Linked DNA regions of Homo sapiens: region 1 is linked to region 2. The links are chromatin contacts, found by Hi-C or POLR2A ChIA-PET in ENCODE. All regions are on one chromosome and are shown on one strand. Each heading gives the region's core, a stretch centred on a gene start or an enhancer-like site at or near the end of the contact. The rest is flanking DNA. Distances are from core to core; before and after follow the strand shown.

Region 1 (4,528 bases), core at 15-2,514, 120 kb after region 2:
CTGGCATTTGAACATTCTTTTGTGTTTATCACAAACAGGCAGGATAAAAAATCAGGCTGTCCTCAAAGGAGTGCATAGGCTGGAGACATAGAGAATTGTCTCAGCAAAAAGGCCTTTGAGGATTCATGTCCTTTGTGCCCCCATGGCCACAGCCCAAGCACCCCAGGTCCCCTCAGATGTCTGTCTTGGACATAGCTGCTTGCCTGGAACCCAGCACTGTATCTGACACGATAAATGTTTATTGAAAGAAGTGGTGAATGGATGAGATGACAGAGACTATGACCAGCTTCTTAGCTAAAACTGAAACCCATCCTGCCTCCAGATCATCAGAACCTTTGGGGCTTTTGCTCCTTTTGCTGGCTCTCAGATAAGAGGGAAGATGGCTGAGAGGGAGCTACACTTTCGGAAATCATCTACCCTGGGGCTTCTGGTTTCTGCTGCAATCAGTAGAAAGTGGGTCACAAAACAGCTCTGCAGAGAACAGACCCTTGAGGAAAAGCCTGGATTCTGTGCCAGTTTACATTTATTGATCACCTACTGTGTATCAGTTGTCACATAGCTTAACTCATTTAATCATGGCTTCAGAGGGGTGTACAGGAGAGTGTGAGGGATTTGAGGCTGTAAACCCCAGAGGTGCTGACTAGCTGAGTGACCTCAGGAGAGTTACCATCCCTCTCTGAGTTTCATTTTTAATATCTGTAAGATACAAACGATCCATTTCGCCGGGTTATGGGAACGAAATGAGCACGTGGAAGCGGAGCGCTTCATAAATGCTAGTTATTATTGTTCCTCTGGGCACACAAGCCCGGTCGCCTCCCTCCTGGGCGCACACAGACATGTTCATACTCCCACGTACACGCAGATGCAGAGACGTGTGCAGACGCCAGCCGGAGGAGCACGCGGCGCATCAGACCCAAGACCGTGGCGAGACGGTGAAGAAGCCGCGGGGTCCTCGGCTTCTCTCTTTTTCTCTCGGTTCTTTATGAATGAACTCCAGCCGCGAGTTTTATTTTTTTATGAATGGGAGCCGGAGCACTGAATGAAGCCGGGAGCCAACCCCTACATTCTGATTGGCCCCCGCGGCTGGGAAACTCCGCCCCCCGGCCAGGCCGGACGACTCTCCGGATTGGCGGGCGTGCCCAGCCCTGGGGTTCCATTCACAAAAGTCAATGAAACAAAGGGAAACGGGGGGCGGTGTGGCGGGGCGGGGGGTGGAGAGCTGAGGCCGAGCGAAGGAAATGCACCAATCAGCTGCTCCCCCGGGCTCACAACTGTCTGCTGCGCCCGAAAAACAAGTCGGTGCGCTGGGGACCCGGGGCCGGGGCCGCCTTACTCCGGCCTAGCCCCGCGGCCCTCGGTGCGGGCTCCAGGGCATGCTCGGGACCCCCCGCGGCTCCAGCCCAGACGCCCCGGCCTCAGGTGAGGCTGCGGGAGGGAAAGGGAGGGAGAGTGTCTGTGATTCCCCGCCTCGCCTCCAATGCACACCACACTCACTCTCACCACCCGCCTCCGCAGATTCCAGGGCGGGGGTGGGAGGTGCTGGGATTCAGGGTTGGAGGGGGCGCGGGAGTTGTGGGCATGCGATGGTGTGCGCTTCGCCTGCTCCTCCGCGCGCGCGCGCGTACACACACACACACACACACACACACACACACACACACACACACACGTTCTTATGTAACCGAGCCCGGGTAAAGCAGGGCTGCAGAAAGCAGAAACGGCGAGCCCGGCTCCTGGGAGCAGGTGGGACCTCCTTTGGCCTTTGGCGGGAGGGGAGTGGTGGTGGCGCTCGGCCTGGCAGGCGGAAACCTCGCCATCGCCCCAGTGAGTCGGAGAAGTTTCGCCGTCGGACCCAGAGCCTTGGGACTGCCCCCTCCCCGCCCCCATCGCAGCCCTCCCTGGACGGTGTGCGAACGCAGCCCCCTCCCCCACCAGGTCTCGGCCCCCGCTTGGGGCCCCGGCCGTGCGGCCGGAGGGAGCGGCCGGATGGAGCGGAGGATGAAAGCCGGATACTTGGACCAGCAAGTGCCCTACACCTTCAGCAGCGTGAGCGCCGCGCCGGCCTCCACGCCCGCCCCGCCCCGCACCCAGCCCCTACTCTCACCACAGCCCCCCTCCCCGCAGTCCCAGCGGAGTCCTGGGCTGCCCCGCCCCTGAGTCACCCGAGGACCCCAACCTCGTCCCCCAGACTAAGCGCCTCAGGGTGACTCGCGGGCATTCTCCCCGCTTCTCGCAGAAATCGCCCGGAAATGGGAGCTTGCGCGAAGCGCTGATCGGCCCGCTGGGGAAGCTCATGGACCCGGGCTCCCTGCCGCCCCTCGACTCTGAAGGTAAAGAGCAAGAGAGACAAACCGCGACCCTCCTCCGCCACACACACACACACACACACACACACACACACACACACACGGCCGATTCTGGAACCCCCGCCTGTTTCCCCAAAAAACTCGCCCTCCAAGGGATTTTGGTCATTCTTCTCGGTCCCTACTCCCAAGGCAGGGGAGTCACCGGGTCTTGCTAGGGCCCCTTCTCTCTTACCGTCCCCTCCACCTCACCTCCAATTCCACTATTTACCCCTCAGATCTCTTCCAGGATCTAAGTCACTTCCAGGAGACGTGGCTCGCTGAAGGTGAGTAGTTTTGTGACCTTTTCTATTTTGGGAGGCTGGACAGGGGGACACTCCGTAGCCCCTGGTATTCCACCCTAAGCCCTACACTTCTCCTCTCCCTTCCCTGCCTCAAGGAGTTCTCCAAGGCCCTCTCCCCAGGTCCCTTGCCACTCTACTCACCCCAGCACCCAGCGTGGACACTTATATTGATATTTATTTTCTCTACCCTGAGCCAGGCTTGTGTAACTAGGCTTGAGGATGAATCAGACCATTGTGTGGGGTATTTGCTTATTTGAATGGAACTTGGCCCCAGGCCCATTTTCCTGGTTGAAATTTTCATTTGTAAAGTTTGTTTTGCAGAAGCCGCCAGGCCAAGGTGCATGTTGGGGTGTTGTTGGTGGGGGGTGGGGGGAGAAATTAATTTGTCACTCATCCTCCAGAGTTGCCCAAGCATTGATTCTTATCCCCTGGGTTTCTCTTCTTCCCAACCCCCAGCACCAAACAATTTACTGTCCAAGCCAAAAGAACAACAAAAGTTTAAATAATTCTTTTCGGCAGTCCTTTGGCACAGAGAGCCCAGGGCTCCCTCCCCAAATAGCCTTGATTGTAATTCTAATAGCAAGTGTTCCTCCCTCTTCCATCCCGCTTGAATACCTCTGCCTCCAGGCAAATTCCCCCCTTCCTGTGTGCTGGGGAGTTAGCTGTGAGCTGGCTGGGGTGGGGTCCGTGGCTGGGTCCGTGGCTGGGTCTGATGGGGAAGTGGTGTGTTCAGGAGGTTTCCTGGTTGGATTCTTCAGTGCGTTTTGGTGGGGCCTGAGGGTGTCGCTGGTGGGGCTGCAGGTGGGAGGGAAAATGGTGGTTTAGACAGTCTCTGAGAGGGAAGGGTTAACTACCCCCATCTTAGGGTTTATTTTAACACTATGAAAATGAAGAAGCCAAAACACTAGGAACTCCTTTTTTGAGGTCTTTTTGAGGTATTTTCCTTAGGATCTCCTCATCCCTCCACCCTGGGTATCTAATTTTTTTAAAGCTCAAATCCAACTACCCTGGAACTCTCCATAGAAGCTCGGAGTAAAAAGAAAATGACCCCTGACTAGATCCTTGGAGTGAGACTAGGTCTGTCTTGCCCACTATGATATTCTAAAAATATATATGTTGACAGAATGACTATTTAGCATAGAGCAAGCACTCAAGACATTTTGTGGAAATAATGGCTGAATGGCTGTGTGAGTGCTGGAGGGATCTGGAGGTTCTGAGGGTATTGTGTGCATCATCCCCGACCCTGCAAGTCCTGCATGCCCAGCTCCAATTTACAGGCAGAGCTTTGCCCCGTCTCCCCATCCTTCTTCTGAGGTTCTGGAGCTGGGCTAGAGCTGAAGAATGCAGAGGTGTCAGTTTCCGTGGGCTCTCAAAGACTTCCTTTCCCAGTGCCTGATTTCTCTCTGGCTCACCGGGCTTCATTCCTTGCCTGTCAGCTGAGAGTCCCCACAGTGGGCAGCTCCTAGGGCTGTGAGCTAGGGGTGGGCTGAGGTTGGCATTTTGGCAGCAGCTGGTCCATCTGTGCCTGGGTTTGAGATGGGAGGGGGAGGAAAATGCTCTCATCTCTCTACCTTGGAAGTCCCACCCCTTGGCCAGGGGTCTGGAGAGGGTACAAATGTCTGTCTGTGTCAGTGTCGGTGTGACAGCAAGTGTGTGTGTGAGAGAGAGAGAGAGAGAGAGTGTGTGTGTGTTAGTTACATGCTGCTGCCCTGTACATTTAAATCCAGTGGGTGGGGAGGTGGGGTGGGGATTGCAAGGCGGAGGTGAGGGGGGTGGGCGCTGGGATCTCCTTGGTTCCCTCTCCTTCCTTCTGAGGGAGCAGCTCAGGTTCCCAGCTGGTGATGGATGGCCAGGTCTGAGGGGGGGATGCTGAGGCCGATC
Region 2 (4,503 bases), core at 636-3,135:
GGGAGGCGGAGCTTGCAGTGAGCTGAGATCATGCCACTGCACTCCAGCCTGGGCGACAGAACGAGACTCCATCTCAAAAAGAAAAAAAAAAAAAAGAAGTTCAGAGAGATAAGGTGACTTGTTCCAGGGCACACAGCCAGGAAGTGGCAGACCTGGGGCTTGAACTCAGACCCGTCTAACCTCAAACCCCATGCCTCCTCCTCTGCATCTGGCCTGCTCCAAACTGAACAGCAGGACACCTGAGGCCAAGTGCTGATTCCACCATTTCTTAGCTGTGTGAGTCTGGGCAGCCCAGTCATCCATCTGAGCCTCGGTTTTGTCATCTGCAAAATGGAGACATAATTCTTACTTACCCATCCTAGGAAAGTTGTGAGGCTCAGAGAATTGTGTGTGCCACAGCTAAGCCCTGGGCAAAGCAGAAAGATGAGTCTGGTTGACAGCTATGACCCCATCCACTCTACTGGTCTACAACACTCTGACCGCTTGTTCCAGAAGAGGGCACATCTTTTCATATGTACACCCCTCCCCATCTTTTACAGCTGCTCCTGCTCCCAGGATGTGTATCTGACTGGAGTTTCTGGATTAAAGGCCAGTCGTGGCTTCATTCCACATCCCTGGGTGCCCTTCGGCTCCTCCTAGGAGCATCTCCTGCACCCACCCCCCAGGGCCCCACCTCCAGGCTGCAGAGCTAAGACCTAGGGGCCCCTCCTCAGGGAACCCTCGCCGTCTTTGGAAGCAGCCAGCAGAGACGCTGCTGTTAAGGTCCATGCCTGTTTCTGCCCCCATCCTGCTGCTCTGGGCCATGGGAATAACCAGTGGGGAAGGAGTTCTGGCCCCTGGGTGTTAGGAATGTCGTCCTCCAAGAAATTGCATTAACCCTCTGAGAGACCAGCAGGGCGCAGCCATGAGGAAGACTGGGCATCAAGATGGCACTTGGGCTGGCTGCCCTGTGATGTGCACCAGCCCGGAGACCCACGTGCCTGCTTGCCAAAGAGGCTCCTTTGGGGAATGAGGAGCCCCTGATTCCTATTTCCCTACCCCAAATTCCTCGGAAGCCTCCGCCTCTGGGGGATGAGAAAGGGAAGCAGGTGGGTGGAGGTGAAGGGGGCAGGGAGCAGGTGGGAGGAGACCCGAAGAAACTTCAAGGACCTTATTTAAGAGCCTTGCCATTGCTGTGAAGAAAAATGACTTGAAACCTCTCTAGAGAAGAGTGTGGCTAATTGGCATGTATGTTGGAGGTTAAAGAGCGGAAGGAAGAATCTGATTGTTTTTTTAAGTTACTGAGAAAGTGAGAATGTCACTCTGGGCAGAGAGAAATTCTTTTTTTCTAGAGTGTGCCTTTCTTTGTACTGCAGACCACAGTGGGCCGCTGAGACTTGCAAAAAAGATTTCTTTTAATCCACCTTCCTTTTTCGCAGGCAGCAGTAGAAGGGCCTTTAAATCAAATGCAATCACCAAGCTTGTCTCTTGCTCTTATTCCTCACTTCACTCCCTGGAATTTGGCATTTGATGGATTCTGGATCTGACTTAAGGCTTTTTCTAAATCCAAGACTTGGGGAATTTTGTTAACAGTGCAATAAAAATAACTTCATAGTGTTACAGGAGGCACATTAAAGACGGTGTGTGTGTATGTGTGTGTGTGCTGCTCTCTTTCCTTAAAAAAAAAATACAGACAATGTTTCTTTAAAAGTCTCCATCTGCAAATCCCATTAGATGTGCATATAAGGTTTCTGATGATTAATAGTTGCCTGCTAGGGTTTTGGTTGGAGGGGATCTTGTGTGTGTGGGTTAACCCCTCCCTCTCCTCTCTCACATTTCACTTCAGAAATTTGTCACTCTCTCCCCACCGCAGGATTTAAAAGTGTGTCCCAGCAGCCCTGGTCCAGCCCTCTGCAGGCATTTGCTCTGGGCTCCAGGACGAACTCCTCGTCAGCTGGTGCGTCTGGGTTGGGACAGTGAAAATGTTTAGTGTCATTGGCGACAAATACACATACAGGGGATCCCAGTAGGTAGGCTGGTGCATTGGAGGGGCAGGAGCAAGCCCGACATAGGTGTGTGCACACACATAGGAGTAGCTGGCCACATGTGTGTGTACTTTAAGGAGAGACTTTAGTTTTGGGTTTTTTTTTTTTTTTGGTTCCTGGGGTAAATTTTCTGTTGAACATTTTTCCCTCCTATTTAGTTTTTTTTCTTTTGCATTTTTAAAAATTTGAACATAAAAAGTATAAAGAATCAAATCTTTGAAAGGACCGAGGCGTGCAGCGGACAGCAGATGGATCCCGCGGCCAGCAGCTGCATGAGGAGCCTCCAGCCCCCAGCCCCTGTCTGGGGCTGCCTTCGAAACCCCCACTCGGAAGGCAATGGGGCCTCAGGGCTACCCCACTACCCGCCCACCCCGTTCTCCTTCCACCAGAAACCAGACTTCCTGGCGACAGCGACGGCAGCGTACCCTGACTTCTCAGCCTCCTGCCTGGCAGCCACCCCACACAGCCTGCCCCAGGAGGAGCACATCTTCACTGAGCAGCACCCCGCTTTCCCACAGTCCCCCAACTGGCACTTCCCTGTCTCAGACGCCCGGCGCAGGCCCAACTCAGGCCCGGCAGGGGGTTCCAAGGAAATGGGGACCAGCAGCCTGGGCCTGGTGGACACCACAGGAGGCCCAGGCGATGACTACGGGGTGCTTGGGAGCACTGCCAATGAGACAGAGAAGAAATCATCCAGGCGGAGAAAGGAGAGTTCAGGTAGGTGGCTCAGGAGCAGCTGATCATTCCTTTACTGTGTGACCCTGGGGAAGTTACTCACCCTCTCTGTGCCTAGGTGCTCTGAGCATGAATTTCTGTCTAGTCCATCCAAATGCAGGAGACTGGACCAGTTACCTTTGGGGTTTCTTCCACTGAGAGTTCTAGGATTCTCTGGTGATGGGGACCATGTCTGTGTCCCAGCACTCCTGGGCCCCAGAAAGGGTGTCCAGCAAGAGAATGAAACAGGATCAGCCAGGATTTGGAGGACACGTGAAATGGATCCTCTGGGTGCAGACTGGCGAGGGCTGGTGAGGGGCTTTCCTGAATCAGGCTGCCATTGAGTCATCCTCCTCCCCACCATGCTTTGGCCAGCCCCAAGTGGTCCTAGAGCCACAGGGCTCGCTTACCAGGGAAGTTCAGCTGAGGTTAAGGCTCTGAGAGCTAAGACTGAAGCTGGGACCCTGGGTGGCCACCCAAAGCCAAGACCCTATGTGTCCAGGAGCCTAGAGGCAGAGAAGCAGGCCTGCGGCTGGGATGGGAGAATCAAGGGGTGAGGGGGAGATGGAGGGCTGAGGTTTGGGGCAGACTGCCCACCAGATATCACCCTGCGGAGCTGGGCCATGTCCAGGCCAAGGGGACAGACAACTCAGCATGCTGAGATCTGGCTGACCCCCCAGGAAGGCAGCCCCGCAAGGAGCTGCAAGGGATGGGCAGCCTCTGAGAGAGTCAGGGAGGCAGGCAGCCAAGGGAGTCCGTGCTGGAGTCCCAGAGGCTGGAGGATGAGATTGGCCTATTTGTTAAGATTCCAGCTAAAGCCCTTCTCTTCCCCAGGGTGGGGACCTGCTGCTTCCTCACCTCCCCACCAGGCCCTCCCTGGTTGCTCACTATACCTGTCCACCTTTTGTCTGGTTCCTTGTCCCGGCCTCGTTCAGAACAAAGCAGTGACCAAGCCTCCTGCCCGTGCTGCCCTGTTTTCCTCCTGACAGCCGCCCTCAGGGGCACGCCTGTCTGTCGGAGCCTGTAGAGGACCTTCCCATGGGGCTAACCAGGGCAGGACAGAAAAGAAGGACACCAACCAACAGGTGGGAATGCTTTGTGCTTTGCTTTATAAGCACAGCTTTCCCGAGTTTCTGCTCTTAGCCAAGCCCAGGAATGCTCTGAGATGAATAAAGGGGTCTCACCCAAGAAAGCTCAAACTGAGAGGAAGAAGAGGCCTGCAGAGGTGTGTCAGCAGTGGGATGTGCCCTGATGGGGAGGCTTAAGGTGCCATGGGATACTGACGTCAGCTCTTTTGAGTCCCACGGGTTTGGGAGATGGGGACAGCAGGTTTTATTAGTACCTTGATTCTCTCAATCTGCAAAATGAAAGACTGAAAGTTGGTGAGAACACAGAAAGAATGGGGTCAAACTAGAGTGAGCAGCTCATCTCCATTTGCCCAGGACTTTTCCAGTTTTAGCACTGAAAATCCTGTCGTAGGAAACCCCACAGTCCCAGGCAAACAGAAGAATTGGTCACCCTAGAAGTGAGCTCAAACCCCAGGCTTCAGGCCCCCGGTATCACCCCCTTCAGTAGATTTCAAATGCAGTCCTCATTTTGAAATGATGTTTGGTCTGTCTGCTTGAAGAAGCCCCTTCTTCAATGGGAGATAGGAACTCTAGCAGCCCTCATGGCTGCTAAATAGAAGGGCCCTTTAAACCGCCAGCCAGTTAGATCCCCATCCCGAAAATTAACTCATCCTGCCCCTGGTAGGAAATGTGCTAAG

The links. Hi-C counts contacts between places; a loop is a spot of excess contacts on that map. ChIA-PET counts read pairs that join two places held with the same protein, here RNA polymerase II (POLR2A). Pooled maps may share reads with other maps.
Region 1: a pooled map shows a loop between it and region 2 (4-fold over the local background). The contact joins the promoter of ETV4 here to the promoter of MEOX1 in region 2. A Hi-C loop is called at or near these places in 4 of 37 single-sample maps with no recorded cell type and 7 of 50 pooled maps. POLR2A ChIA-PET finds 5 or more read pairs at or near these places in 12 of 52 experiments (A549, BJ, H1 and 8 more).

What each region holds. Positions count from the first base shown.
Region 1 is chr17:43,543,076-43,547,603 of GRCh38, reverse strand. ETV4 (ETS variant transcription factor 4) reads left to right here and starts at 1,264. Exons shown (of 13, transcript NM_001079675.5): 1 at 1,264-1,419; 2 at 1,936-2,046; 3 at 2,237-2,330; 4 at 2,582-2,629. The coding sequence starts at 1,987. It also overlaps a transcript of DHX8 not described here. RefSeq lists enhancers at 839-998, 1,120-1,897, 1,898-2,675 and silencers at 1,089-1,138, 1,159-1,298, 1,349-1,468, 1,919-1,968, 2,009-2,068.
Region 2 is chr17:43,659,304-43,663,806 of GRCh38, reverse strand. MEOX1 (mesenchyme homeobox 1) reads left to right here and starts at 1,885. Exons shown (of 3, transcript NM_004527.4): 1 at 1,885-2,741. The coding sequence starts at 2,273. RefSeq lists an enhancer at 2,591-3,132.